Regions from separate parts of the Homo sapiens genome. Here regions 1, 2, 3, 4, 6 and 7 are each linked to region 5. A link is a loop called in an ENCODE intact Hi-C map of the cell type or tissue named here. Cell type or tissue: endothelial cell of umbilical vein. All regions are shown on one strand. Region 1 overlaps CDKAL1 (CDKAL1 threonylcarbamoyladenosine tRNA methylthiotransferase). Region 2 overlaps CDKAL1 (CDKAL1 threonylcarbamoyladenosine tRNA methylthiotransferase). Region 3 overlaps CDKAL1 (CDKAL1 threonylcarbamoyladenosine tRNA methylthiotransferase). Region 4 holds the start of LOC124901482. Region 5 has its middle 3.9 kb from the start of SOX4. Region 6 overlaps CDKAL1 (CDKAL1 threonylcarbamoyladenosine tRNA methylthiotransferase). Region 7 overlaps CDKAL1 (CDKAL1 threonylcarbamoyladenosine tRNA methylthiotransferase).

Region 1 (4,000 bases), 710 kb after region 5:
GAACAGGACAGCAAGTTTGGACAAAGTGAGGATCTGAAAACTCCAAGGATACTTTCAAGATATTAGGCTAAAAATCCCTAAATCTCATCAGATATTAGATGGCAAAGACTTGTAGATGACGTTCACAAATCTGTCCAGGTCAGAATCACCATGCTTATTTAACAGTTGAGGTGTTTTCATATCCCTCAGTCGTAATTGCTATTATGAACATATTTTTTGTAAAGTGCTCCACATTTTACAACACTGCCTGCAGGAATGCTTCCCTAACCACAAAAGTCTTTCCCATCACAATGTAAATGCTTATTGATTCCACCGTATTCACAGCAGTCTACAGCATCCTCCATTTAGAATATAAGCTTCAGAAGGCCAGAATTGGAACCATCATCACCAGACCTTCCAATACACAGCACATACTATGTGTTAAATAAAAGTGTTGATTGAACAAGTGTATTGACTTTTTAGCTGGTTCTAGTTAGCATTTAAATTTATAATATGTAGAAGACTAATTTGTAATAAAAAGACTGACAATAAAAAGTAAGAGAGGAGATAGGTAGCTCTGTGTGTACGTGTGTGTGTGTATATCATAAAGGAATTAGCCAACCTTTTAACTAGTTGTTTTTCATTAATTAAAGGCACTAAAGCAAATACTCAAAAGAAAACTATCCTCACCAATGTGAGGAAAGAAAACAAAATGTTTAATGATTACACACTGAATTCTACGCCTGCCTGTTACAAGTGGCTAAGAAGCAACAGAATTTGCATTCATATCTAGGTCTGCCTGACTTCAAAATTCATATTCTTTCCAAGAAATCCCTGTCTCCTGCATGCTCAAAATAAAAGTTTTAGGAATAAAAAAGTACACAAAGAAAAAATATTAACGAATTTAATCCTTAGAATGAAGCATTAATCCCATCAATGCACAAATGCTGTCATTTTGCCTAAAATATGTCCACTACATAAGAGACAATTGCCAAAGAAGGTTTTGGGGATTTTTTCCTCCAAGGCTGACTCCACACTCAACAGTAGTGGCACCCTGAATGTCCTGTCATGTTAGCAGCAAGCAGTAGTAATCTATCCTCCGCATTTGTACTGACGGCATCTTTAGAGAAAGTACACCCTTACATCCTGCCCCAAGTGAAAGAATCTGCTGCTTAAAGTTGCAGTGACTTTTCTAATCCCCAGTCCAGCTCTGCCAGTTTTAAACTACAGGTTCTTATATTTATCAGCAGAAACCCACCAGGGTGCTCAGATCCTGAGTCAGCTTCAAAAACCCCAGCAGCAGCTGGTAAAAATGGAATGCTAATTCATTACAGATGGTAAAACACTGCCTACATTTTAATTTATTTACATTTTCAGAAATTTTGAATCTGCAGTTAGATTGCCAAATTATTTTAACATGTAAGTTTAGCCTTTTTCAATTCGGTCTGTGCTTAATAAAAATTAATGTTTATCTGTTAAAAATTCTTTCAACAAGCCCAATTAGTCCTATGTTCCCACAGTTTATATTTTTAAAGCTATTTAAGCTAGTAAGCCTTTTTTTCAATTTCTTATTATACAAATCACACACAGAGTCAGGACAAAACTGGGTCTAAATCATACCAAAATGTTTCAAATAGATCTATTATATATGAGGATAATTTTCAGTAGCTTTGTATTTTCCACAATTGCCATGTTTAGTAATGTGAAACTAATAAATTAATAAATTGTAAGATTATTAAATAGCTTTACAGACCCTATTTTTTTTCATTAGTGAAGGTAATAGAGACAGAGAACACATTATTACTTAATTTTTAAAAGCCAAGGGAACAGAGAAAGGATATACCCAAATTAAATGCTTACAGCGCTGCTGCCCTCTCCTGGAATCAATCTTCCAACCCCCCTCCCCACATCTCAGAGACAATGGTGAACATGAAATATTATAACTGTACATACTGAAACATTTTATAAGAGTGGGAAGCACTATTTTTTTTCTTTTATCAATTCAAAGGTCTACAAAGATACAGAATGATCAAGTCATATGTAACCATCTCTTCAAATGCTCAGTGCTTACTTGGAAGCATGTCTTGCCACCTACTTATCAAAAGGGCTAGACTTTTTTTTTTTTTTTTTTTTTTTTTTGAGACGGAGTCTCGCTCTGTCGCCCAGGCCGGACTGCGGACTGCAGTGGCGCAATCTCGGCTCACTGCAAGCTCCGCTTCCCGGGTTCACGCCATTCTCCTGCCTCAGCCTCCCGAGTAGCTGGGACTACAGGCGCCTGCCACCGCGCCCGGCTAATTTTTTGTATTTTTAGTAGAGACGGGGTTTCACCTTGTTAGACAGGATGGTCTCGATCTCCTGACCTCATGATCCACCCGCCTCGGCCTCCCAAAGTGCTGGGATTACAGGCGTGAGCCACCGCGCCGGCCTGCTAGACATTATTTATTCTGAAACTCTTTAACCCTCCTCCCATCAGTTCAAAATATCTCAAGTTTTTTGACACAACCTCTCTTTGCTCCTTCTTGTATCAGAGTAGGAATGTCCCTAATCTTTTGTTTGTCTAACATTACCTTCCTTTCCCATCTCTTCTGAAGTCGCCCTCTCATCTATTAAGATGCCTCTTTTCAGGAATATTAAAATATTGTGGCCTGGCACGGTGGCTCATGTCTGTAATCCCAGCACTTTGGGAGGCCAAGGTAGGCGGATCACTTGATGCCCGGAGTTCGAGACCAGCCTGACCAACATGGTGAAACCCCATCTCCACTAAAAATACAGAAAATCAGCTGGGTGTGGTGGCTTATGCCTGTAATCCCAGCTCCGCAAGAGAATCGCTTGAACCTGGAGGCGGAGGTTGCAGTGAGCCAAGATCACACCACTGCACTCCAGCCTCGGTTACAGAGTGAGACTCCATCTCAAAAAAAGTTTAAAAATAAACAAACAAACAAACAAATAAATAAAATAAAAATACAAAAAAAAATTAGCCAGGCGTGGTGGCGGGCACCTGTAATCACACCTACTTGGAAGGCTGAGGCAGGAGAATCGCCTGAACCCAGGAGGCGGAAGTTGCAATGGGCTGAGATCACACCACTCTATCATCCAGCCTGGACGACAGGGCGAGACTCCATCTCAAAAAAAAAACAAACAAACAAACAAAAAAACTTGCTATTTCCTTGTTCCTTTTCATCTAGAAACATGGATAAATAGCCCCCAATGTAAAAATGCCATTTCCTCCATACAATTTCATCATCTACCATACCATTTCCATTGTTTCCATGGTTGAGGGCACCAAAGAGTAGCTTTTATGGGGCTTTAGCCATCTCCCCCTAACTCTACCTCTAACCCCAATTATTTACTTCTATATCCCAGGCCCAACGTCCTTCAAGCCAGTACAAACAAACATAATTCTAAGTAAAATCAGGCTGCTTGTTTTAAACCCACAGCTCCCCCATCTGGGACTGCCACCCTTAAGCACCTTCCACACAGAATTCCGGACCTGCCCTACTACTCCTTAACCTCCAAATGTTAGCTACTTCGATTCTTTCACCTCCCCTTAGCAACTCGATGCACTGCAATCCAATTTTTTTGCAATCACTCACTAGGACCTCTTGGAAGTTAAGAGAAACCTGGTCTCTTAGATTTCTTAAGGCTCAAAGAATATTAAAAATTAAGCAAGGTTACAAAAATTGTAACATGAAACAAAGCACTGCCTTTTAAAACACCCACGGAAATAAATACAATGTGTGGGGGCCTTGGTGGATGTGAGGGTGGGACAATGGCCCTCCTGCAAGTATCTCTAATGGCCCCTATTCTAAATACTGATTATCAGCACTTATTGGGAACAACAGAGTGATCAAGATCATGGGCCACAGAACTACCGCTTCCTGGCTATGTAAATTTGAGGAAATTGTTTAACTTCTTTGTGATTCTGTGTCTCATTTGTAAAATAGGAAAATTACATACATACTCAGTAAGGTTCTTATGTGATCGTGATTATAAATATAATCACAATGTCTGGCATGTAAGA
Region 2 (4,000 bases), 810 kb after region 5:
TCTCCACACCGTATTCCCACTGCTAGAAAAAATAAGGGAGTCAAGGCCGGGAGCGGTGGCTCACCTGTAATTCCAGCACACTGGGAGGCCGAGGCAGGCAGATCATGAGGTCAGGAGATCGAGACCATCCTGGTTAATACGGTGAAACCTCGTCTCCACTAAAAATACAAAAAATTAGCCAGGCATGGTGGCGGGCGCCTGAAGTCCCAGCTACTCAGGAGGCTGAGGCAGGAGAATCGCTTGAACCCGGGAGGCGGAGCTTGCAGTGAGCTGAGATTGTGCCACTGCACTCCAGCCTGGGTGACAGAGCGAGACTCCATCTCAAAAAAAAAAAAAAAAAAAAAGATAAGAAAAAATAAGGGAGTCACACAAATGGGAGACCTGACGAAAACAGCTTATCAACCTTAGCTTATTTCTTCCATTCATGCACATGTTGACTCCCTATGATACTGACCATAACATTTGGTTGACTTTTTAAAAAATTCTACATAAATATCCACACACACCGTATCCTGCTGTGCCCATCCAAAATTTATACAATCTGAAATTTTCAACTTCTTCCTTGGCTAAAGCAACTGATGTACTTTTATGTTTTGTTTTATTTTATTTATTTAGAGATGAAATCTCACTCTGTCACCCAGGCTGGAGTGCAGTGGTGTGATCTCAGCTCACTGCAACATCCACTCCCTGGGTTCAAGCAATTCTCCTGCCTCAGCCTCCCGAGTAGCTGGGATTACAGGCACGCACCAACCACCACATCCAGCTAATTTTTGTATTTTTAGTAGAGGCAGGGTTTCAGCATGTTGGCCAGGCTGGTTTCAAACTACTGACCTCAGGTGATCCACCTGCCTTGGCCTCCCAAAGTGCTGGGATTACAGGCATGATCCACTGCACCTAGCCATACTTTTATATTTTAAGCTAGAAATATAACAAGGCATAACAACTTTGCAAAGTCTAATGGTTCTAATAGTAACTTCAGTAATTTACTAATACATACAATAAAAGTTGCTACAAATGGGACCCTTTTCCTAAACGAAAAATGAAAAATTTATGGAAAGTGAAATCTACATATTTAATGTGGAAGCAATAAAATTTTGAAAAGTGTGAGGATTTTACTGAGAAGGCTCATTTTCTACTGAAAAATAATTATGAGTATAATCATATTAAAACATTTAAAAGTAAGTGAAAAAAAGCAATGAGCTCCACCAGCATGAAAAAAATGAAATCTGGCTGGGCATAGTGGCTCACACCTGTAATCCCAGCAATTTGGGAGGCTGAGGTGGGTGGATCACAAAGTCAGGAGTTCGAGACCAGCCTGGCCAATATAGTGAAACCCCATCTCTACTAAAACAAAAATTAGCCGGGTGTGGTGGCGTGTGCCTGAAGTCCCAGCTACTCAGGAGGCTGAGGCAGAAGAATCAATTGAACCCAGGAGGCGGAGGTTGCAGTGAGCCAAGATCGTGCCACTGCACTCCAGCCTGGGCGACAGAGCAAGACTCCATCTCAAAAAAAAAAAAAAAAAAAGAAAAAGAAATCCAAGCTAATATGTTATAGAATGATAGTGTGGACAAATACGTATGGGAATGCTTTCATGTGAGAGCAAGTGATAAGGCTGCAACTGATTCAGGAAGATGATTAGCAGTCTGAGAAAATTAGAAACCCATTTCTCATTCTGGGACAATATGGATTAAATTTTCTTAATATCAAAAGCATTATTTGCTAATGTACCGAGGATCAACACTCTACTCTAATGTGAAGGATACAAGAGGATGAGAGTGATGCCAAATCCAGTGAGCTTTCAATCTTTTAAAGAGCAGGCCCATTTGAAGAAAACATTAAGTCTACAAGAGGGAAAATTCAAATAATATACATAAAAAATTTTACCTAAAGGCTATTGAAAATGGTTACCTAAAGCAAATTTTTAAAATTTAAAATTGTAAACATTAAAAAAATTTTAAATATTTTTAAGATTAATTTTTAATTAATGTACAGCAACAAGAACTCATAACTTATAAAACATTTACTCAACAAATATTTATTGAGTGCAGGCAGCCCTCTGTATCCATGTGTGTGCCATATCTACAGATTGAACCAATCATGGATTGAAAATATCTGGGGCCAGGTGCAGTGGCTCATGCCTATAATCCCAGCACTTTGGGAGACCGAGGTGCGTGGATCACAAGGTCAGGAGTTCGAGACCAGCCTGGCCAATATGGTGAAACCCCGTCTTTACTAAAAATACAAAAGCTAGCTGGGTGTGGTGGCACACGCCTATAGTCCCAGCTACTCGGGAGGCTGAGGCAGAAGAATCACTTGAACCCAGGAGGGCGGAGGTTGCAGTGAGCCGAGATGGTGCCACTGCACTCCAGCCTGGGTGACAGAGTGAGACTCTGTCTCAAAAAAAAAAAAAAAAAAAAAAAAAAAAAGAAATAAAATATCTGGAAGAAAAAAAACACTTAAAAATAATGCAATAATTAAAAGAAGCCAAATTTTTAAAATACAGTATAACAACTATTTAGGCAGCATTTCTATTGTATCAGGTATTATTAGTAATCTAGAGATGATTTAAAGTATATGGGAAAAAGTAAGTGGGTTATATGCAAATACTACACTTTTTTTTTTTTTTTAAGACGGAGTCTAGCTCTATCTCCAGGCTGGAGTTTAGTGGCACGATCTCAGCTCACTGCAACCTCTGCCACCCAGGTTCAAGTGATTCCCCTGCCTCAGCTTCCCGAGTAGCTAGGATTACAGGCACGCGCCGCCACGCCCAGCTAATTTTTGTATTTTTAGTAGAGTCGGGGTTTCACCTTGTTGGCCAGGATGGTCTCAATCTCCTGCCCTCATGATCCATCCACCTTGGCCTCCCAAAGTGCTGGGATTACAGGCATGAGCCACCACGCCCGGCCAATACTACACCATTTTATATGAGGTACTTGAGTATGCATAGATGTTGTATCTGAGGAGGTCCTGGAACTAATCCCCTACAGATACCGAGGGACAATTGTACTCACTTTGTACTAAACACTGAACTCAAAGATAATAATGTAATGACAACTGAAACACATTCAGCCCCCAAGGAGCTTACATTGTAGTGGAAGATACAAATGACATAGTGTGTAAAGTGCCATAATCAGGATACATAGGGAATGTTGTGGACACAAATTAGAGTGAGGGATAGATTTAGCCTGGTTGGGAGGGAGAAACAAGCAGACATCCCAAGAAATGAGCACATAGTTGAGTGCAGGAGGCTCACCCATGAGGTGAACGGGGAAGGACAGACATGCCAGGAAAACCCTTCAACCTACAGGGAGGCCTGCAGTCAAGACAGAGAAGAATCTGGAGTTTTGAGAATTTCAAGTAGTTCAGGAAGACTGAATACTGGGGTGTGAAGTAGGGAGTGACAAAATGAAGAAGAACATAGGGACTAGAAAAATAAACAGTTAAAAACAGACACTCAGTAGGCCAAATACGTACCTGGAAAGTTACCATGCAGAGACCTAATGGATCCTAATCTAACAGAGTTTGACAGACCCTGAAATACTAATGTTTTAAAGGCATGTGTCTAGCCAAAAGCCCCGCATAAACACACACACAAAACCGGCATTTTTCAGCTGGGTGCAGTGGCTCATGCCTGTAATCCCAACATTTTTGAAGGCCAAGGCAAGTGGATTGCCTGAGTTCAGGAGTTTGAGACTAGCAGGGGCAACACAGTGAAACTCCATCTCTACTAAATTAGAAAAAATTAACCGGGCATGGTGGCGTGCACCTGTAATCCCAGTTACTCGGGAGGCTGAGACAGGAGAATCACTTGAACCCGGAGGCAGAGGTTGCAGTGAGCCAAGATCACGCCATTGCACTCCAGCCTAGGTGACAGAGGGAGACTCCATCTCAAAAAAAAGAAAAAAAAATCTGCATTTTTCAGGAGAAAGTGTGATTAGCCAGCAAACTCCAAATATTATTGTCCAATTTGCAAGGCAATCTGTACCATGATGATAATTTA
Region 3 (4,000 bases), 1.0 Mb after region 5:
AGTGAGTGGCACTATGGACTAACAAGCATATTCAACCAACACAGAGGATCGAAATTAAAAAGCTATAACATATTAACATATCTAGGCCACACAGAAGGGTCATGAGGCAAGATCATCAGCATAAATTAGCACATTATTACAAGGCATCTAAAGGAACCAGGCAAAATCTGCATGACAGATCTTTCTTTCATAACGAATATATAATGCTATTTGATTGCATTTCTTTTAATCACAAGTATTATTTGGAGGGAAAATACTCGTAGTCTAATATCACATTTTACTACCTACCCAAAATTGGAATTATGGACAGCCAGGGTATGTATGGGGTTGGAGAGGGAAGCCTGTTAAAACCATTTTTGGGACACTTAACTATCTTTGTCCATTTGTCCAGAAACAAAGGGGTTTAAAAAAAAAATCACTGAGTGCATTTTTGCTTTTTCTAATTTTCCCACAAAAATCTGAAAGCATTAAATCATTTAGGAAAAAAGCCTTTGTTATTTACCAAACCCACAGAATTACACATCTACTAAAAGAGGTGAAATAGCAGTTCAGTTTGTTAATGAAGCCCTGTTTTTTCATCTCTACAGTAAGAATATCCTAAGACTACGGCCTCTAGGGTATTAAAGAGTCACAGTATCTTCTTTTTATTTTTTATGCTACTCATAGCTCACAGAACCACTGTCAAATACTGGAAGAAAATATCTATATGATAGTCTTTAGCTACTGGAACTGTTGCTGAATAATCAAATCCTCCTGTAATTATGCATTTTTAAACAATTCAGACAAATCGCATATGTAGCATATTACTAACATCAACAAACCCTGCTAGAAGAGTGAACATTTAAATATAAGCACATATACTCCCATGAACATAAAAACAAACCTCTAACTGCCAACTGTGCCTTCACTTCCCCCAAGCTATATACATTTAGTAACTGAGACAGTCATTTCAGAGTTAGGAGGATGGGTTTTTAACGGAAAAAAATGTAAACTTTCTTTCCAAGGCATGGTACCCTAAAAAGTGATTTTCAGAGAGAAATAAAAACTGAAACATACAAATTATATTGCCTCAAAATAGTCCCTACTTTTAAGTAAAGGAAACAGTAGAAGCACATCTGAAATTATTATATCTTGGACTTCTAAACTTACCCCCACAACAAAAGTAAAACATTTTATAATAGTAATGGAACTGTCTTGTGCTTTTTCACCCCTGTAAAAATCACTGACAAATGCTGTTCATTTAAAAATATATATATATATAGATAGCTTTGATGGGATAAAAAAATATCCTACTTGTATTCTCTTTCTAGGTCATAAACTACATTGGATGTAATAGGCTGTATAAATGAACAATCAGGAGGTTTCCGTCTAACTGTATGGGAAGTGTATTCACCACATCCTGCTATATAAATAACCCTCACTTCAAGTCAAATTCATATTATCTAATTTTTGCATTTCTCACCCAGAGAAGCTCTTCGCAGGACCTGGACCTAGATTCTCCTCTCATCACACAACTGTGAGTAGGAAATTCAAGCAATGAAAGGTTTTGCTACATTTTCAAAGGTACTTTTAAGATAAAATAACTTTCTAAAATGAATAAACCTGGGCAGTGTGACCTAAAAGCCACATAAATAATTTATTTGTGGCTGTCATGTTTTAATCACTGGACTGTTTTCAGAGGCTTAAAAAATTTAATGGTTTTTGTTATACAAAAGCAACTAGGTTTTCCATGAAACATTAGCTGTCACATTAATACAAGGTTTTATCATTAATTACAATGGATCACACAGGAGTTTATATCTACAAAATGATTGTTAAATATCTGAATTTCCAAACCATTTCAAAATAAAAATGAAACCTGGTCCTAGTAAACTTTACATGAATTAAAGATCCATTTACAAAACAGAAAATTAAATGTAAAAAAATAACCTCAATTTAAAACATTTGTAGATAAAACATTCAACACACTTTTTCATCAAAAAATGCAAATTAAAATATTAAACATAGGTAAACAGTGCCATCTTTTGGTATATTTAGGAACTGAGCTAAATTGTACAAAAACATCTTTAACAGATGAAAGGTGAGTAGAGCAAAGAATTCAAAAACCATCAGTTTATCATTTTATAACATTTAAGCTTTATAAATATATTAGCTTTTTTGGAGATGGGGTCTTGCTATGTTGCACAGGACAGACTCAAATTCCTGGCCTCAGGTAATTCACCTGTCTCAGCCTCCTGAGTAGCTAGCATTACAGGCACAAGTACCAAGCAGGCTATTTTTAAACTTATAAATATTTCCAAAAACATATTACCTCACATTTGTTTTCACTTCAATTTCATGAGATTAATAGAGCATCATTACATTTTAAAGACACTGAGGCTCAGAACATTTTAGTAATTGATCCCAAAATCCCTCAGTTAAAAATGATTGAGCCATCGCTGGCTTAAAATTGCTCGTTTTTACATTCCAACATTAATTCATTAAGCTTAGATAATGAGCCAAGTTATATAATTATTCTGTATTATAAGCAATGAACAAATTTTTATATTAGTTAAGATTCTGTAAAAATCGTTTGATTGCTTTTAGTATTTTTTGTATAATTTGGAAAGGAAAAGATACTTATGTTTATTAAATGAAGAATACACATTGACTACATTCACACAGCTGCTTACACTTCACAAATGCAAAAACTTTTAATCCAATATAGTATTCTTCATATCTCTATGTTAATGAGAAAAAAAAAAAGCCCTCGTTGGCTAGGTGTGGTGGCTCATGCCTGTAATCCCAGTGACTAGGGAATTTGAGATGGGAGGATCAGTTGAGGTCAGGAGTTCAAGACCAGACTGGGCAACACAGTGAGACACCATCTCTATAAAACTAAAAAAAAATTAACAAAAATATTTTTAAAAGCCCTTGTTTATGGCTTGCACATGATTTTACACCACAATATAAAAAGCCGTTACAAATGGAAATGATAAGCTTCAAATACTCTCCCTAAAGCTTCTCTGGCTTAATTTTGATCTTAGATGTGTCCATATACCATTTTCAATGTCTTCCACTTTTGTATTGTTCAGTGATTTTCTGAATAGTTTTATTAAGCCATAACATTTATTCCAGAACACTCTCACAATTCCTTCATTTTTGTAAGCTAGCTAATAATGAACTTCCTCATGGAGAGAAAAAAAATATTCTCAATGATCTATCTTTATCTTTGATTCACTTGTTACTAAGAATTTTACTCAAACTGCAATCATTAGTTCTTTACACAGCAGACTTGAAGATCATGGTTAAAACACAATCATTCCATCTTATATCATATAGCAATTCAATTAAAAAGAACATCAGAAAAAAGACAAGTCAATAAGATCACCAAAAAGGCTACTGAAAACACTGCTGAAGGAGTGAAAGCAGAGAAAGAGTCAATGGGATGAGCCATAAGCACTACATCTTCTGTCAAATGGAACTAGGTGATCAAAAACAATTAGACACTAACTCAGAAATGTAGTTACTTCACCCATTAGGCCTTACCTCTTGTCTACCGTATATTCAAGAAAAAGCACCGTATAGGACATGAGAATTGATAAACTTAGCTGTCTCTAAGTATGATTTGCCGGGAAAGATTGAAATAACATGCTAACAATGAATTTTTTTTTTTTTTTAAGATGGAGTCTCACTCTATTGCCCAGGCTGGAGTGTAGTGGCATGATCTTGGCTCACTGCAGCCTCCACCTTCCAGGTCAAAGCAATTCTTCTGCCTCAGCCTCCCGAGTAGCTGGGATTACAGGCGCCCACCACCATAGCCGATTAATTTTTTTTGTATTTTCAGTAGGGACGAGGTTTCACCATGTTGGTCAGGCTCTTCTGGAACTCCTAACCTCAAGTGATCCGCCCACCTCAGCCTGGGATTACAGGCGTGAGCCACCAGGCCTGACCAACAGTGAATTTTTTGATGGATTTAATTTCATCCCCAGGCTCTCCTTTTTTCATCTTTAGTAGGGCT
Region 4 (4,000 bases), 1.2 Mb after region 5:
ATGCTTGGCAGTTCAACACCACTATCTCTATATAGGCGTGTCTTACTGAAATGTCCCTATTTTACCCCTAGGATGGCCATGTTTTATATATTTAAAAGCCCAAATTAATTGGGCATAAATAATTAATTACAGATCACTTAAAGACTTTTAACAGTTCTCTTCATATATGTAAACAAAGGGACAATGTGCACCTGGCCTTACACTATTTCACTAAGTCAGAAAAAAATTAACATTTGTATAATAAATATGAATTGTACTGGGTGTCTACTTTTTGCCAGGCACTGTGCTAAATAGTTCACATGCATTATCATATTTAACTCTTCAAAAGAACCTTAAAGGTGACACTGTTTTTGTCCCTATGTTACAGAGGAAGAAACTGAGTTGAGAGATTAAGTTATTTGCCAATGAACATACAATTTGTAAATAATAGATGCTTTACAGCTGGTAAGGTAGTACTCATATTTTTACCCCCATTGAAAAAAAGGTGAAGAAGTTGCTTCTGGTTAAGTCCTTAGATATTCTTGAGACAGAACTTGGGATCAGAACCAGATAGGTCTGCAACTCTGGCCACCTGAAGACTTTTCAACCTCTTCTTGGACACAGAGTGTTTAGGTGGTCTTTGTTCAGCCAATCACTTAGCTTTCCCCATCCTGTCTTTCCTGCTTAGGGAAAGAATATCAACAAAATTCAAAATTCGAAGACTTACATGGAAGTCTAATATAATTTCGATAAGAAAAACAATAAATCAAACTTTATATTCAGTGCTTAAGACTTTGTATGCATTGACTAGATAAATTTCCTACACCCTCCCAGAAGAAACAGCTCCTTTTTTGAGACGGAATCTCGCTCTGCCGCCAGGCTAGAGTGCAGTGGCGGGATCTCAGCTCACTGCAACCTCCGCTTCCCAGGGTCAAGCGATTTTCCTGCCTCAGCCTCCTGAGTAGCTGGGATTACAGGCGCGCACCACCACACCCAGCTAATTTTTGTATTTTTAGTAGAGACGGGGTTTCACCATGTTGGCCAGGATGGTCTGGATCTCTTGACCGCGTGATCCGCCCCCCTCGGCTTCCCAAAGTACCGGGATTACAGGCATGAGCCACAGCGCCCGGCCAGTAGAAATAGCTCTTAAAAGTGTAGATAACCGGCCAGGCGTGGTGGCTCACGCCTGTAATCTCAGCTACTCAGGAGGCTGAGGCAGGAGAATGCTTGAACTCGGGAGGCGGAGGTTGCAGTGAGCCGAGATCGTGCCATTGCACTCCAGCCTGGGCGACAGAATGAGACTCCGTCTCAAAAAAAAAAAAAAAAAAAATGCAGATAACCAATGATTCAGCATACATTGCAATCATATAAAAAATGCTTCTGAATATGTATATGAGTAACATTTATATTCCTGTAATGAAAAACCTTTTGTGTGCACATAAACTCAAAAGGATATTATTATTCCTGGAATAATAATTTCATGTCAAGGAGAATAAAGTTTTGAAATAACTTGGAAGATGGTGAGGGTAATTTAGTATACTTTAAATACTTAAATACAATGAACTAGATATAATAAACCTGGCTTGAAAGATAGTCTTAGGGACCTGGCCCAACAAACACTGTTAAAATTTTTTAAAAATCAACTTGAAGCTCTCATAATTTCCCATTATCAAAACTACCCCCTGCAAATCTGTGAATCTAATCCAAGAAGTATGTCAATAGCTGGTTGTTTAAGGTTAGGTTTATGAAATAGTAACAGAACTGTGCAGGGGTCAAATATGCTTAAAATATGTCCAAACATGCTTAGGTCAAGTCAGTAAGAGTATCTGAAGCTAATAAAAGCATGGAATATTCTTGCGACTGAAAACCCAGCACACCGGATACTGCTATGTCTAAGCAGGTACTGTGCTCCGTTTCCCCCCTGCTGGCAGACCCTAGTCACTAAAAAACGATGAGCTTCTTTGACTAAGACTACATCACACATGCCCAGCAAGTATCTCTGGGGCTGGAAAGCAGTTAAGACCGAACCCGGGGAGAAACTGGGAACAGGAAAGAAATAAAAAACGCCTCATTATTCCCAAACCCATCCCATTTCCCAAAGTGCTGCCTATGTGCTGACTTTCTTAAAGACTCCCGCAAAATCTTGATTCTCCAAAAATTAAACCCATTTGGAGCTGAGACAAGGTGAGGTCCACGCCTGGTATAATCAGGCTACCATGGATCTAACTGAGTCTGGTTCGGTTCTAGCCCCGTGGAGGCCAAGCCTCACCACGAGGGTGAAGACCCGGAGGCATGGAGGAAGGGAATGAAGGAGAGAAAAGGAGAAAGGGGAGACCTCCGGGCCACACTTCTTTCTAGTACCAACAAAAAGAGAAGCCGCATACTGACCTAAATCATCTCTCAAAGGCGCTTTATAAATTACAGGGACAAAGGGAGGGGGTGGCGGGTGGCCTGGGAATCCTACAGACACCCTACCCTCTGACCCACCCCCCTCCCCCTCCAGCACAAGGGAAGGAAGACAGAAAACAGAGCTCAACTCGGCCATTGGCGAGAAGCCCCCTCCGGTTTTCTATCGCCCATCCATCCGCCCCCTAGAAAAAAAATCCACGTAAACACCATACCCACCCCCTGGGGCAGACACTCCCGCCCCGAGGTTCCTAGAACCGGAGGCCGGGGCATTTACTTAGTTAGATTTTTCTTGCTTACTCATTTCCCTCGAGCACCCAACCCCCCGTTCCCACTCCAAAACCCCGCTCAACCGCCTACCCTCACCGCTTCAGCCCCCAACAGAATCCGGTGCCCCCGCGGCGTCGGCGGCCCCCGAGCCGTCCCGGTCACTAACCTGCTGCTGTAAGGGCATTTCCGAAACCAGCCTGGCTCCGGGGGGAGGTGGGGGGCCGGCTGGAGAGGGGGCCCGGAGGGCCGAACAGACCGGCGGCGCAGGGCGAGGGCGGGCGCCGGTGGGGGGGTGGGGAGAGGAGAGGGAGGGTGGCGGTGCCGGGGGCGGGTGCGAGGGCGCCGGGACCGTCCCAGGCCAGGGAGCCGGCGAGCAGGAGGAAGTGGGTGCCCCCCTCTCCCCCTCCAGCGCCCCCTCCCGCCGCCGCCTCCTCCCCAGTCACAGGCGCGTCCTGCGCGCACGTGTGCGAAACGTCACCGGCGGGTCCCGGAGAGAGGGACAGACCCAGGCGGCGGGACGGGAACCCAGCTGCCCCCGCCCTCCGTCGCCGGGGGGCGGAGAGGGGGACAGGGCGGGGAAGGAAGGGGCAAGGGGAGAGGCGGGTCAAGGGCAGGCCCGGGGCCCGGCGAGGAAGGCCTGGGCGCTTGGGCCACGCGGGCGCCGCCGCTGCCACTGCCAGGATGCGCCCAGGCCAGAGCGCCAGCCCGCGAGCCCCTCACCCCAGACAGCCCACGCCCCAGTCCGCACCCGGCTTCCAGCCCCACCTCCCCCACGCCCGACTCCCCTCCACCTCCCCCAGCCCCTTTGTTGCCGGGAGTTACAGATCCTAAAATGTGTCAAGCGCAGCCCCGCCGATCCCCTGCGCTCCGAGCACGCCGCAGGGACCCCCGGCCGCCAACGAGCCTCCAAGGCCGACTGGGGGCTAGCACCCCAACAGTCCCCCGGTTTCAACCCCTCAGAGCCCCCCACACCCCAGTTCACTACTCCCTCCCCCACCCCCTTCTCCATCCGGGGCGTGACCCCTTCCTACGCCCGAGAAAGAGGAAGCTTCGAGTTGGAGGGGAAGGGAGAGTGGGGGTAGGGAAAAGTGCAGGAAAAGAAGGGGGGGCCGCGAAAAGTTTTGGAGTGTTTGATGTGGTTCGCGCCAAGGCAATCCCCGCCGCCCCGCGCGCCTGGCCGAGCCCCCCGACCCTCCTGGCGCCGGGAAGAGCACTCAGGTCTAACAATGAACCCTCGTTGGAGGGGCAGCCCCCGAGGCCCACGATGCTCGGCCCAGTGCTCTCCCCGAGCGGCCCGCAGCGCGCCCACGACCCCGCGCGGTGCGAGCCCACCTCCCGCCGGGGC
Region 5 (4,000 bases):
CTGAAAATTAGAATTGTAGTAAAAATCAGCTTTCCTTAACACTATAATAGGAAACTAATATTCTTCAGGCTAACCATAAGTGGTTAGGTAAAGTCAATCCAAAATAATTAAGTCGGCTTTTGATTCAGATTAAACTAGTGCTGGGTAGTAAATTTCTATGTATCTTGTCAAACTTTTAAAGTATGTAGGCTGGCAATAGGCCCAGGTTGTCAGACTTAGAATTTTACTGGAAAGAACACCCTATGTAGCCATCTGACTGGATCTGTAAGGATCAACCACAAGCAAAACTGTTTTTGTGGGTAAAAGCAAATAATTTTTGACGATTAGCTACTTGTATTACATAATTTTTTTAAAAAAGGAGAAACAAATCCTTAAAAAAAGAAAAACCCAAACCAAAAACACACAGGCACCTTTTTTGCATAACAGTGTTGCTGTGTTATATACTACATTTTCTCTGGTGTGCATAGAAACACATCCTTAAATGTTACCAATCTGACAAAAAAAAATTATTTTAAGAGGGCTATTATCTATAAGATCAATATTTTCACTAGAATAAAAAAGAATATTTATTTTTGAATTTGTACTAACTAATGATTTGAGGGTGTAGCTAGTTTGATAATTCAGTCAAGTTGAGTATCAACATTATTGATTATATTTCTCAGTCATTTATGCTTCCATCATCGAATATGATAGGGAAGAGTGGAAGTTAAAGCAGTCATATATGTTTCTGCTTAAAACACATGGATTTTTTAAAGGGTGTACTAAAACACAGCCACTGGCCTCATTCTTTTGTTACATGTATTTTCTGTATTTCAACAAATCCAACAAATTTTAAGACACACCATTATATTACATTCCACCAAGGAAGAAAGCTGCCAATGAAACTGTGATATCCCCCTAGATGTAGGATGCCTCCTTATTTCAGGAAGAGTTGAAATGAAAAGAAAAATTTCCTCTTAGACTTGATGAAATATGGTATCAGTAACTTCCATTGACTTTATAATTACTGCATATATATTTATATATTACACAAGTGCCTAGACTTCTGAAATAGATCTGTTCTAATGGGTTAGTTCTCTTAGAATGTAAGAAAACATATGACGAATGCCCTTTTATTAAAGTCATCTTTGTGACCAACTAAGTGTGTGCACACTGGAATGTGTTGGACCTCTCAATACCAAATAATGAGAAAAGATTTCTCCCTTCTCATTCCCTAACTTCATATGCTCTGTAATCAGTTCTCCATTACTGACATTTTTTTCCCCAAATACCAGATATTTGGTGGCCCCTACTAAATCAGTACGCAGTGTTCCCTCTGCTGGCTTTGCAGTACATGAAGTAATTCTTAATGCTAGTCTTTTAGCTGTATTAAGAGAAAGCCAAGATAATTTTGCAGAAAAAAAAAATCCTGGTTTAGAATAATAAACTGTCTTTGTTAGCAATGATGTTAGACATTTCCAATTTTGAATTAGGTATTTTATTTTATTCCCTTAAATGATGGAATTCCATTTGAGATGTAAGTGTAATATCTGCTAATGCATTTCTTCTGCTCTCACACATCTACACAACATAAAATCTCACATCCATACAATGGTATGGGGCATAGATGAAATAAGATTCTATTCCACTGCTTAATATATTCCTTTGGCATGGAGGGAGGGACCTGAATGGAAATTAGTTTAACAAATCTGGATTTGCACTGATTTGCAAGATTTTGCCTTGCCTTGGTTATAGAAACTATGATTGTAGGCGCTAGTCAGACCTGACAAGTATTCAGTTCAAATAAAATAAAGAGGAGGAAAAACTGTGTAGTTGTTACTTTACCTGACAAGGAAGAAGCCCTGGGAAATCTGATGTCATTGGCCTTTGTCAACTGAAAGGCGCCAGTTTTTTTGGTTCCACACTTTATGGAAAAGAAGCCTCCATGTGAGGCTGATTTACTTCTCAGTCAAGTAGACAAACATAACTTGCACTTCATCCTTTTGGGCTGATGACATTGCATTGTAACTGGGCTCAGCGCGTAATGGGGGTGGGGGTGCGTGCATTGAAAAATAATATATGGAAATAACTCATATTTGCAAAATATCAAAATAGGATTCTGGGGTAAATGAAACCTAGCATTTATTTTTATCACTAGAATAAGCTAAGAGTTAAGAAACCTGCATTTCTAACAATTGTACCATTTTCCTCTCATAACCAGTGACTAGCACACAGTAGGCTTAAGCTGTTCATGCCAATGCCAACTCATTATTCCTTTCCTTCGATTTTCTCAAGAAAACAAGCAGAAGACGAATGTTTGCAGGGCCACTTGGATTGCAAGCATGAATACAGGCTTCTGCTTCTATTCTAGAGGCAGAGGCACGGCACCCGGGGAGAGCCTGGGTTTGTCTGCAGCCAGCCGGCTCCCAATCTGGGGAGAAGCAGCCGCCAGGTGGCATCGCTGAGCCTCCCTGCGCCCGCGAGGCGAGGTAGGAAATCGTGGGGATAGTCAGTCTTCTTTCTTCTCCCCCTTCCTCCTCTCCCGACCCCCCTACCACTCCCTACCACTGTACCTTCTTTAGTTAGAGGCTTAAACGCTCAACGAGTAACAGGGTATGTCGATGAATTCTGATTTTTTTTCATAAATCAAAGTTTAGGGCAACCACCCGCCGCCTCCTGCTCACTTGTCAGGAGCTCCGGGTGACGGGGGAAGCCTAGACCAGCTTCCTGTCTGGATCAGGTAACCCAACTCGGGGGATTATCAATTTCAGTTTCCCTGTCTTCTTGCTAAAGTGAATGCAGTTTCTCCGGCTTCCGAGAGCGGCTGCAGAGAAACGACGCGCCTTACTTAAGGACTCCAGTGCAAAGGCCACTCCCTACTCAAAAAAAAAAAAAAAAAAAAAAAAAAAAAAAGAGGTTTCCTTCAGGCAGAACGCCTTCCGGAGCGCAGCGACTCGGTCTCGCAGGCACGGCGCTCTCCCTGGCTTAAGCTCGCCAAGGATTAATGGTGCTCAGCCTCGCTCCGCCGCGGCAGCCGAACCTCTCCTTTCGCTTACAGTTACAGGGAGGAAATAAATTGGAATCGACTCAGACTGTGCTTTCTGGAGGAAAGTCCTTCCTACTGTAAACATGTTTCAGGCGATCCTGTCAGCAGCATTTTAACACCCGTCTTCCGTTTAGGTTTTACGACCGGGGAAGGAGCTGAAGACACGCGCGCGCACACACACACAAACGCGGGCGCAGACGCAGCCCAAGCGAGGACACCTCCCGCACCCTCGCGGGCTCCCAGCCCTCCTTTGAATTTGCAACCGGTCGCGGATAGGTTGGGGGGGTCGTTTCCCAGGAGCTTGGCTCCTCCGTCCTCCTACCCCATCCCCTGGCCCTTGGAGATGCTGTCCAGTTCCGTCACTGACCAGAACTGACAGCCACTTGGCCCCCTGCTCTCTTGAGTGCCCAGCATCCTTTGCTCTGGACGACTAAATGCTCTCTGTGAGCCTTGCTTGGTTGGTACGGCGCGCGCTGTGCGTGTGGGACCCACTCTTCGGCAGGCACACGACCTTCGTACACCGGCTGGGCAACCACCCACTTCATCCCCTCCCCGGACCCCGCAGGCTGAGGCCCCATTGAGAGCGCAGCTGCAGCGTCTCTTTCAGAAGGGCAGAGCAGGCTGCGCGTGCACGGCGCGCGGGGGGAGGAAAAGGGCTGAGAGCTGAGGGAAGTCGACAATTCATTGCACCCCAGTCTTCAAGCGTCCCTTCTGCGCGGATCACGGAGGGACAGACGTGCATTGGCGCCTTCCCTCGATCCCTCGCTCGTGCAGGAAAGACTGGACGGTGGGGGCTCTCTGAGTTTGCGAGGGCCACGGAGGCGCCCCAGGGTGCCAGGCGCCCTTGTCAAGGGCCGCGCCCGAAGCTCCAGATTCAGTCCCCAGCACCTGTAGGAGGCGGTTTCGGGTCTGAGAGAAGGGAACATATGGCAGGTAGTTAACAGGGAGAGGCTGCGCCCTGGGCGCAGTTACGAG
Region 6 (4,000 bases), 780 kb after region 5:
AAACTAGTGTAAAGGGAGATATACAGAACAATGGAACAGAACAGAGAGTTCAGAAATAGACCCACATATATAGAGTCAGTTGAGTATCGACAGTGTTCCAAGACAAAGGGAAAGGATTATCTTTCAACAAATGGTGCTGGAACAATTCCATATCCATATTTAAAAGAAAGCACCTCAACTCTTATTTCATACAACATGGAAAAATTAACTGAAACCAAATAACAGACCTAAATATAAGAGCTAACATTACAGAATTTCTAGGGAGAAAAGACAAACAGGAGAAAGGGTTAGTGGCCTTAGGTTGGATGTGAAACACAAAAAGTACAAGTTATACTTGAAAATATCATAAACTGGACTTTATCAAAATATAAAACTGTTGCTTTTTCAAAAAACAATGTTAAGTAAATGCAAACACAGGTAACCTAATGAGAGAAAAATGTTTTCAACACATAGCCAATAAAGAACTTGTATCTAGCATATAAAAGAAATCCTAGCACTAAATAGTATGCCAAACAAACCAATAAAAAAGGACAAAAGATTTGAGTAGGCACTCAACCTAAAAATATACCTGAGGCCAGGCACCATGGCCCATGGCTGTGTAATCTAGCACTTTGGGAGGCCAAAGTGGGGAGATCACATGAGGCCAACAGTTTGAGACCAAGCTGGCCTATAAAGCAAGATTCTCTTGAGAGAGACAGAGACAGAGACAGACAAGGAGAGAGAGAGAGACAGAAAGGATGTTCAACATCATTAGTCATTAAAGAAATCCAAATTAAAATTGCACTGAGGTATAATAACTATATACTCACTACAATGGCTAATATTGACAGAACATATTGGGTGTTGGTGCCAAGGTAAAGCAAATGGACCGCTCAAAAACTGCTAGTGTAAATATAAAATGGTACAACCAATTCAGCCATACCACACCCTAGAAAAATGGGAGCATATGTCCACAGAAAGATTCACAAATAAATGTTAAAAAAATTGTATTTGTAAATCAGAAAACACAATCAAACCAGGTATCTATCAACAGGTAAACGAATAAACAAATGTTGGTATAGCCCTACCATGAAATGCTACTCAGCAATAAAAAGAACTCAGTCATCATATATACAATGATACAAATGAATCTAACAATCTAGGCTGTTAGGTTGTATTAAAGAAACCAGAAAAATAGGGGAACGTACTGGATAGTTTCATTTATGTAAAACTCTAGAAACTGCAAGCTAATCTATACTGACAGAAGGCAGATCAGTTCTCTGCAGATGGGGATGCAGAGAAGAATGAGTTATAAAATAGCAAAAGAAAAATTTGGAAGTGATGAAAACGTTCATTATCATGATTATGGTGATGGTTTCATGGACGTATACGTAAGTCGGACTCTTCAAATAACGCTCTAGAAAGACTACTGACAGCATGTCAAAATAATCTATTAATAGGAGCCAACTTGAAGGAGCCTCCACTAGCCAATAAGCAATAGTTTGAAGCACATTAGAAATGCTTTTCTAAAGAAAATCCCCCAAGTGCATAATGATTCATGGTTAAAAATTAAAACAAAAACAAACCATAATACTTAACAATTACCTTTGCAGAATGTTGGAGAACCAATTCATTTTTTAATATCTTAAATAAAACCAAAGGAATTAGGCATTCGTCCTACCTTTCTATAGAAACTATAAAGCAGGGTAACCAAATTTTTAAAAAAATTCTTTTCAGAGGAATTCCAACTAAAACATGAAGAAGCAATAAAATTAAAATATCAAAATTTTGCAATCCTTAATAAAATAATGGATCCAGGCCAGAGGTCGACAAACTATAGCCAGCTTGCCAAATCTGGCCTATACCCTGATTACGTATGACCAGGGATCTAAGGATGGCTTTTATATTTGTAAAGGGATGTAAAAAGAAACAAAATTGTTTGATAGACATTTTTGTGACTTGCAAGCCTAAAATATTTATTATCTCACCCATTACAGAATATGTTTGTCTGCCCCTAATTGAGCCAACAGTCCAGGCTTTTTTTTTTTTTTTTTTACTACTAGGTAAAAAATTGATAAAATCTTACAAAGGCTGGATCAAGTTAACAACACATAACCCGCAGATTAGCAAAAGTAAGAGGAGTAGACATGAGACCCTGTTATGATGTAATATGCAGTGTACAGCACCAGCTATGAAGCATGCTTGCCATAATGCTGAATTCTGGTCAAGTGCCTAGATTTGATTTCCAGTTTACAACACAATCTGGGGATAAAGACACACATTAAATAACACCATGAGGATGCAATTAGCAAAATCCAGAATGTGGAAAACTACAGGACAAATGAAATGGTTTCCTTAAATAAACTGCAAAAAACGAAGAAAGAAAAAAATGAAACAACAGACAAAAAGATACTTAAGACACAAGGTGAGTAAAGGGTTAACATTCGCCAGGGCTGAGTCAGACTTTCCTGGGAATGACCTCAGCGTCTCGACATTTATCTCCTTGGTAACAACAGAATTAAGATAAATGCAGAATGTTAAGTCAGCCTCATCTGCTGTATAGAATTGCCCCGGATGGAGAAAGCTAGGAAATGGTACACAGGCCTTGGGCCTACTTAACTAAAATGACCTAAAAAATCAGTGAAAAATCAAGGCTGGGTCTTTGCTTGATAAGGTAGCATCCACACACCTTGGCTCTTGTCCATGGCAGTCAAAATATTCTATTTAGATGAGAAAAGAGCTGTACATTAGGGTAACTGCTAGGTTTCCTGAGATGAAGACGTTGTACCTGCTATGTCTCCTGCTCATATTCCTTACATGAATCTAAATAAAAATAGTATTGAAGCCATTTCAGTCTTACAAGTCTGATGGCCAAGTTGGACAAAGAACCAGAGCTGTGGTGGCACAGACCCAAAGCGTTGCAGGGATCTTGTTTGGGTCCTAATTCAAAACAAAGAATTGTAAATACTGGGGGTAGGGTGGGTGAGAAAAGGAGATAAAGAGGGCGAATGAACAAGAGCACTAACTGTGAAAGCTTGGAGACTGACTAGATGTTTAATGATATTAAGGAAACCTAATTAATTTTATTTTAGATGTGACAATGTTATTGGGTTGTTTTGTTTTCCAGAGAGAGGAGAGAGAATGAATAAACACTTTTTTTTTTTAGCAATATATTACACACACACACACACACACACACACACACACACACACCCATACATACACACATAATCTTTTTTTTAAAAAGAGAGTGTCTCACTCTGTCAGCCAGGTTAGACTGCAGTGGAATGATCATAGCTCACTGCAGCCTGGAACTCCTGGGCTCAAGCGATCCTCCCACCTCAGCCTCACGAGTAGCTAAGACCACAGGCAACAGGTGCGTAACATGACACCACGTGTGTGTGTGTGTGTGTGTGTGTGTGTGTGTGTGTGTGTGTGTGTGTGTGTGACAGAGAGAGAGAGAGAGAGAGAGACTCTCACTATGTTGCCCAGGCTGGTCTCAAACACATAACTGGTATATTAACTAATTAAATGATACAACAACTCCTGCACTTTGCTTCAAAACAATTTAGTTGTGCTGGGGCAAGAGAAGGGGCAAGGGTGGTGGAAGACAGATAAAATAATTTGGATTGCCCATGAGTTGATAATTGCTGCAGCTAGGTAAGTACTTGAGGGTTCATTATACCATCTTCTCTTTCTATGTGTTTGAAGTGTTCTATAATGGTTTAAAAGAGTTAAAACTGTGGAAGAGCAGAGGGTAGAAAAATAGGACACAATTGAAGGATCACTATCAGTCTGCGGGGCTGTCCATCTAAAAGTTTAGATGTGATTCAGCCTCCTTAGAAATGTCTTCATCTATCTTTAAACCAACTTGATGCTTGTTTTTCCATTTTGTATTTGTTAAAATTTGAATACTAAATATAGTAAATACTTCTGAATAATTTCTATTCATAAGATCTTAAAAGTAAAAATATCTTAAGGAAGTTACATATCTTAAAAGAGACAAAAACCAGCTAAGAAT
Region 7 (4,000 bases), 640 kb after region 5:
TGCATTCAAAAAAGTTGGTTGCTGCCTAAACTGAGTGTTTGTGTTGGAAAACCTGTTTACTGACAGTTTGCTTTCTATTTTCCACAAATCAGACTTTAGGAAAATGTATATATATTCTTGTCGTTATTATTGTTATAAAGAATCCTGACTTCAAATATCATACCCTGCAATGATAATGCTTCAAAAGTCCAGAGGAAATACTTTGGGATCCCCCTCATGTTATTTAAAATGAATAAAACAGAGTCAGCAAGAGCCATTCAGGCCTTTCATGGCACACAGAACTTTTCTCAATCCATATTCAATGAAATGATCAGCCTATTTTCAAAGGCCAAATGATTAACGAGGCTAAAACAAACAATGAAGGGAGCCTGTGAAATTTGCTCACGCTCAAGTGGTTTGTTGCTTCTGAAGAACCTCAACACACACACACAGGCACACAAACTGAAGACTTTAGCCTGAACCAAAGTATAAGTTTCTAGAAAGTGTCTTAAAATTATAATTTTAAATTACCTTTAGTTGACAGAACAGAAGAGTTTCAAAAATACATTTAAATATTCCTAGCCAAGAGAGACAACAAATAAAACACATGGCTTTTATGTGAACGTGGACTTAAAACTCACAGAATAAAAAAGCATAAAATAAAGATCTTCGCTCCTCTTAATATGTTCCATGAGGTAGAAAAAAACACAGCAAAAAGATTTCCAATCACTATTCTTTCCTTTAGCATAAGAAATATAATTACTTCAGCAAAAAACTAAACCATATGAAAACATTTTCACTTTTTCCTGCCTGTCTATCTTTCTGAGACATACACATCCTCACCCACACCCACACAACATGGAAAATACAAGGATAGAAATAAGATTTTAGTTTTCCCAAATTAAAGAATCAATAACTTAGCATTGAGAACAGAATACATAGAAAAAAGAGCACTTAAAAAGCTTTTTAAAAAATAAAAAGCTCAATACATTTTAAAAGCTGAAGATATTTTTAGCATCTGAAAATTAGTAGTATTATGGATATATGGGTTTTCATAGTTTAAATTAAATACCTACTTCCAGAAATAATAAACCTTTGCTTAATCTTAATCATTTAATAAAAAGCTTTATCCTCCAAAGAAATAGTCTGGCATGTCCATAGGCTATTTTTAGAGGTGTACAATTTTATAAATATTCTCTGTACACGGAATAAATCTTTTTCTATTTAAAAAGTGGACTGAAATTAGTGGTATCATCTTTAATATTATATCTGCCATTAGGCGCTGGACTCATACAATCTTTTTTTTAACAAAATCTTATCACAAAATCCACTCCAGGAAAAGAGATGGCTAAGTAACAACATAAACAGATTTTAAAACATTCTGAAAGAGGTTATAAAAACAGGACATTATCCATGATTTTCCAGTTACTGGCATTTGAGCAACACAATATGAATATTTTAAAATGAACAGAATAATTTTAATTTATAATTTTTCCATCCAAATGGTTCCATGTTATGCCTTATGTAGAGAGTGTGGGTTCCTGGAACAGTGCCTTGCTGTTGCTAGATGAATATAGAAGGGGAAAAATCGCTATGAATAGGAATGGAAATAACATCCATAGAGAAACAGCAGCCAGCTCTTCAAGCTGCATAGGTGGGGACCAATAGCCCCCTGGTGGGCTGAAACCTCAAATTAAATCACATAAAGAGGAAGCAGCTGTAACACTAAATCAGCAACAATAGGAACAATGGTCTTGATGTTTCCAAGATCAAGGCTGCTAAAATACTCTATATAATAGCAACCTGGTTTAAAACACAATGGAACGAAAGAGCATGAGCAAAATGAAACCCTTGGACTTGAGGAGAATTTTGCTTTGCCAATTCAATTCAAAAATCTGTCAAAGATGATCTTGTTCTTAGTCAACGTGAGAAAGTTCAGCTTTTGTAAGGGTGTATTTCAAGCATGAAGAATCCTAATGAGAATGGATCCTTCAAATAGGATATGGAAGTCATTACATACTAAAAGTGACGCTAAATGTGGAATCCCCATGCCTGACATCCTTTTCCCTGGAAAGTCTCCTGATTAGTCATAGCACAGGCAGTTCCTGCCAGGCCACGCTTGCATATGAAGTCACCAGAGCACCTGAGGGCTTCAGTAGTCACTCATGGACACACATTGGGACACATGCTTATATCTGCACACTTAATTGGCTAGACTTACGGACAGAAGTGCTTGCCTAAAAAGCTTCATTTCTTAAGGACTTCAGTTATGAGCTTTATTTCTTTGCACGTTCAGTTCTCAATTCATCCAAACCTTTATTTGGCCCTTACCGTGTGCCCTTCAGCTCTTCCAGCTCACGATAGATATGGATTCACCATTAAACTGGCTATTAGCTAAGAGCTGGCAAGGGGACACTGACTAACGTCCTGGACCCTTTGCATCCATCCCTATTGGTGGTGGGGATACAATGGGACAGTCTTCATGAACACAGCCTTAGACCAAAATGAAGGGCCTGCTGGGCTAGCTTAAAATGGACACAATGTCAGGTTCAGTAAGATAGTCCCAGTCTGCACTATAACTTGGAATTTGGTAAGTATATGTCAGGAAAATAAACACATGAAAATGAAAAAGAGGGGGCGGGCGCAGTGGCTCATGCTTGTAATCCCAGCACTTTGGGAGGCCGAGGCAGGCAGATCACGAGGTCAGGAGATCGAGACCATCCTGGCTAACACGGTGAAACCCTGTCTCTACTAAAAATACAAAAAATTAGCCGGGCATGGTGGCGGGCGCCTGTAGTCCCAGCTACTCGGGAGGCTGAGGCAGAAGAATGGTGTGAACCTGGGAGGCGGAGCTTACAGTGAGCCGAGATCGTGCCACTGCACTCCAGCCTGGGCGACAGAGCAAGACTCCGTCTCAAAAAAAAAAAAAAAAAAAGAAAATGAAAAAGAGATAAAAGCAGGAAGAACTAAGATAAGAGAAGTGAATGCCCATTAAAAACTTCCATGCCTGTAAAAATAAATACATGCAAAAAAAGAAAGTGGTGGGGTAGGAAAGTAGGAGACAGAAATTAGGGTTTTTTCACGCATCCAAGGGAAGATTTTACTTTTTTCTAAAATTGTTCATCTACCTGACTTGTTTTCGTTTTCCCAAAAATTGTTCAGTCTACCCAACTTTTTAAATGAACATTATGTTCATCAGATCGTCCACCATCCTTTTGATGCATTAATTTTGGTAAAAGGAAAAGCAAATACTAGGAAGAATGAAATGCACTGTACAGGAAAAAAGCCTTAAGTTTAGCTATGAGATTCCATTATCATCTTACCCAAGCAATTACAGACCAGCCTGTAGATGAAACACAAGCCATTTTTCCCTGAATAAACAGCAACCCCAACAGCTAGATTCCCATCTCTGCGCCATAGCAATCTGAGATGACAGGAGACGGAAGTAGAAGACCTAAAAGTTTGATAATAAAAGAAGGATAATATCCTCAATAAAATAGTCTCACCACAAAGAAAATCCTCTTTGAAAAATCAAACTTTGCCAAAATTCAATTTCAAAAGATTATGGCTCACTATAACTATGTATGAGCTTCACTGTAATGAATTAAAATATGGGTGAAGACTGATTTTATCTAGTCAAGAAGTAGCATTTCTCTAGTAGTTCCTGCTTTATCTTTGAGGAAAATTTTCAAGATAAGTTGTTTCAATTATTCATGAGTAGTCTCTAAAAATAACCACAAACATACAAAAACTGTAAATAATGATTATGGGGATCTATAGTTAAAGAGCACTGGATGGCAGGGAAACCTACATCAAGTACACATCATTTAAAAATCCTTGGAAAATCTGCTAACTCTACCTCCCACTACCCGGTGTGTGCTCTCCACTCTCCATCTTTTCTTTTCTTTTCTTTTTTTTTTTTTCTGAGACTGTTTCACTCTGTCACCCAGGCTGGAGTGCAATGGCACGATCTCGGCTCACTGTAACCTCCGCCTCCGAGGTTCAAGTGATTCTCCTACCT

What was found. A loop is a pair of places that touch in the nucleus more often than their neighbours do. Peaks named below come from ENCODE experiments on the same cell type or tissue, not always from the same donor. Only the 100,000 strongest peaks of a DNase experiment are listed, where the experiment ranks them.
Region 1: a loop joins it to region 5, with 17 times the contacts of the local background. A loop is called at or near these places in 45 of 110 quality-filtered maps.
Region 2: it touches region 5 in a loop (3-fold over the local background); 33 of 110 quality-filtered maps call a loop at or near these places.
Region 3: it touches region 5 in a loop (13-fold over the local background); 95 of 110 quality-filtered maps call a loop at or near these places.
Region 4: it touches region 5 in a loop (30-fold over the local background); 12 of 110 quality-filtered maps call a loop at or near these places.
Region 6: it touches region 5 in a loop (10-fold over the local background); 5 of 110 quality-filtered maps call a loop at or near these places.
Region 7: a loop joins it to region 5, with 18 times the contacts of the local background. A loop is called at or near these places in 2 of 110 quality-filtered maps.

The regions. Positions count from the first base shown.
Region 1 is chr6:20,873,424-20,877,423 of GRCh38, reverse strand. The region is part of intron 9 of CDKAL1 (CDKAL1 threonylcarbamoyladenosine tRNA methylthiotransferase); the gene reads right to left. Among named protein-coding and RNA genes, the nearest start is that of CDKAL1, 340 kb to the right of the region's middle. RefSeq lists an enhancer at 1-343. In endothelial cell of umbilical vein, CTCF peaks have their summits at 1,876 (motif pointing left) and 3,421; a DNase peak (open chromatin) is centred at 1,853; H3K27ac peaks cover 1,703 bases.
Region 2 is chr6:20,782,839-20,786,838 of GRCh38, reverse strand. The region is part of intron 8 of CDKAL1 (CDKAL1 threonylcarbamoyladenosine tRNA methylthiotransferase); the gene reads right to left. Among named protein-coding and RNA genes, the nearest start is that of CDKAL1, 250 kb to the right of the region's middle. In endothelial cell of umbilical vein, no CTCF peak of the experiment used is centred here; no DNase peak of the experiment used is centred here.
Region 3 is chr6:20,562,401-20,566,400 of GRCh38, reverse strand. The region is part of intron 4 of CDKAL1 (CDKAL1 threonylcarbamoyladenosine tRNA methylthiotransferase); the gene reads right to left. Among named protein-coding and RNA genes, the nearest start is that of CDKAL1, 30 kb to the right of the region's middle. In endothelial cell of umbilical vein, a CTCF peak has its summit at 2,024 (motif pointing left); DNase peaks (open chromatin) are centred at 1,450 and 1,920; H3K27ac peaks cover 941 bases.
Region 4 is chr6:20,402,654-20,406,653 of GRCh38, reverse strand. The region is part of intron 1 of E2F3 (E2F transcription factor 3); the gene reads right to left. It overlaps LOC124901482, which reads left to right and starts at 3,882. Exons shown (of 3, transcript XM_047419652.1): 1 at 3,882-4,000. The coding sequence starts at 3,882. RefSeq lists silencers at 2,821-3,440, 3,641-4,000. In endothelial cell of umbilical vein, a CTCF peak has its summit at 1,932 (motif pointing left); DNase peaks (open chromatin) are centred at 1,903, 2,723 and 3,073; H3K4me3 peaks cover 2,396 bases; H3K27ac peaks cover 2,228 bases.
Region 5 is chr6:21,587,857-21,591,856 of GRCh38, reverse strand. No RefSeq gene overlaps it. Among named protein-coding and RNA genes, the nearest start is that of SOX4, 3.9 kb to the left of the region's middle. RefSeq lists enhancers at 2,493-2,542, 2,553-2,652, 3,420-4,000. In endothelial cell of umbilical vein, a CTCF peak has its summit at 2,414 (motif pointing right); DNase peaks (open chromatin) are centred at 2,436, 3,036, 3,416 and 3,996; H3K4me3 peaks cover 1,792 bases; H3K27ac peaks cover 1,602 bases.
Region 6 is chr6:20,809,820-20,813,819 of GRCh38, reverse strand. The region is part of intron 8 of CDKAL1 (CDKAL1 threonylcarbamoyladenosine tRNA methylthiotransferase); the gene reads right to left. Among named protein-coding and RNA genes, the nearest start is that of CDKAL1, 280 kb to the right of the region's middle. RefSeq lists an enhancer at 2,865-3,459. In endothelial cell of umbilical vein, no CTCF peak of the experiment used is centred here; a DNase peak (open chromatin) is centred at 2,429; H3K27ac peaks cover 1,834 bases.
Region 7 is chr6:20,950,872-20,954,871 of GRCh38, reverse strand. All of the region lies in intron 9 of CDKAL1 (CDKAL1 threonylcarbamoyladenosine tRNA methylthiotransferase), which reads right to left. Among named protein-coding and RNA genes, the nearest start is that of CDKAL1, 420 kb to the right of the region's middle. In endothelial cell of umbilical vein, a CTCF peak has its summit at 1,652 (motif pointing left); DNase peaks (open chromatin) are centred at 1,671 and 2,011; H3K27ac peaks cover 1,482 bases.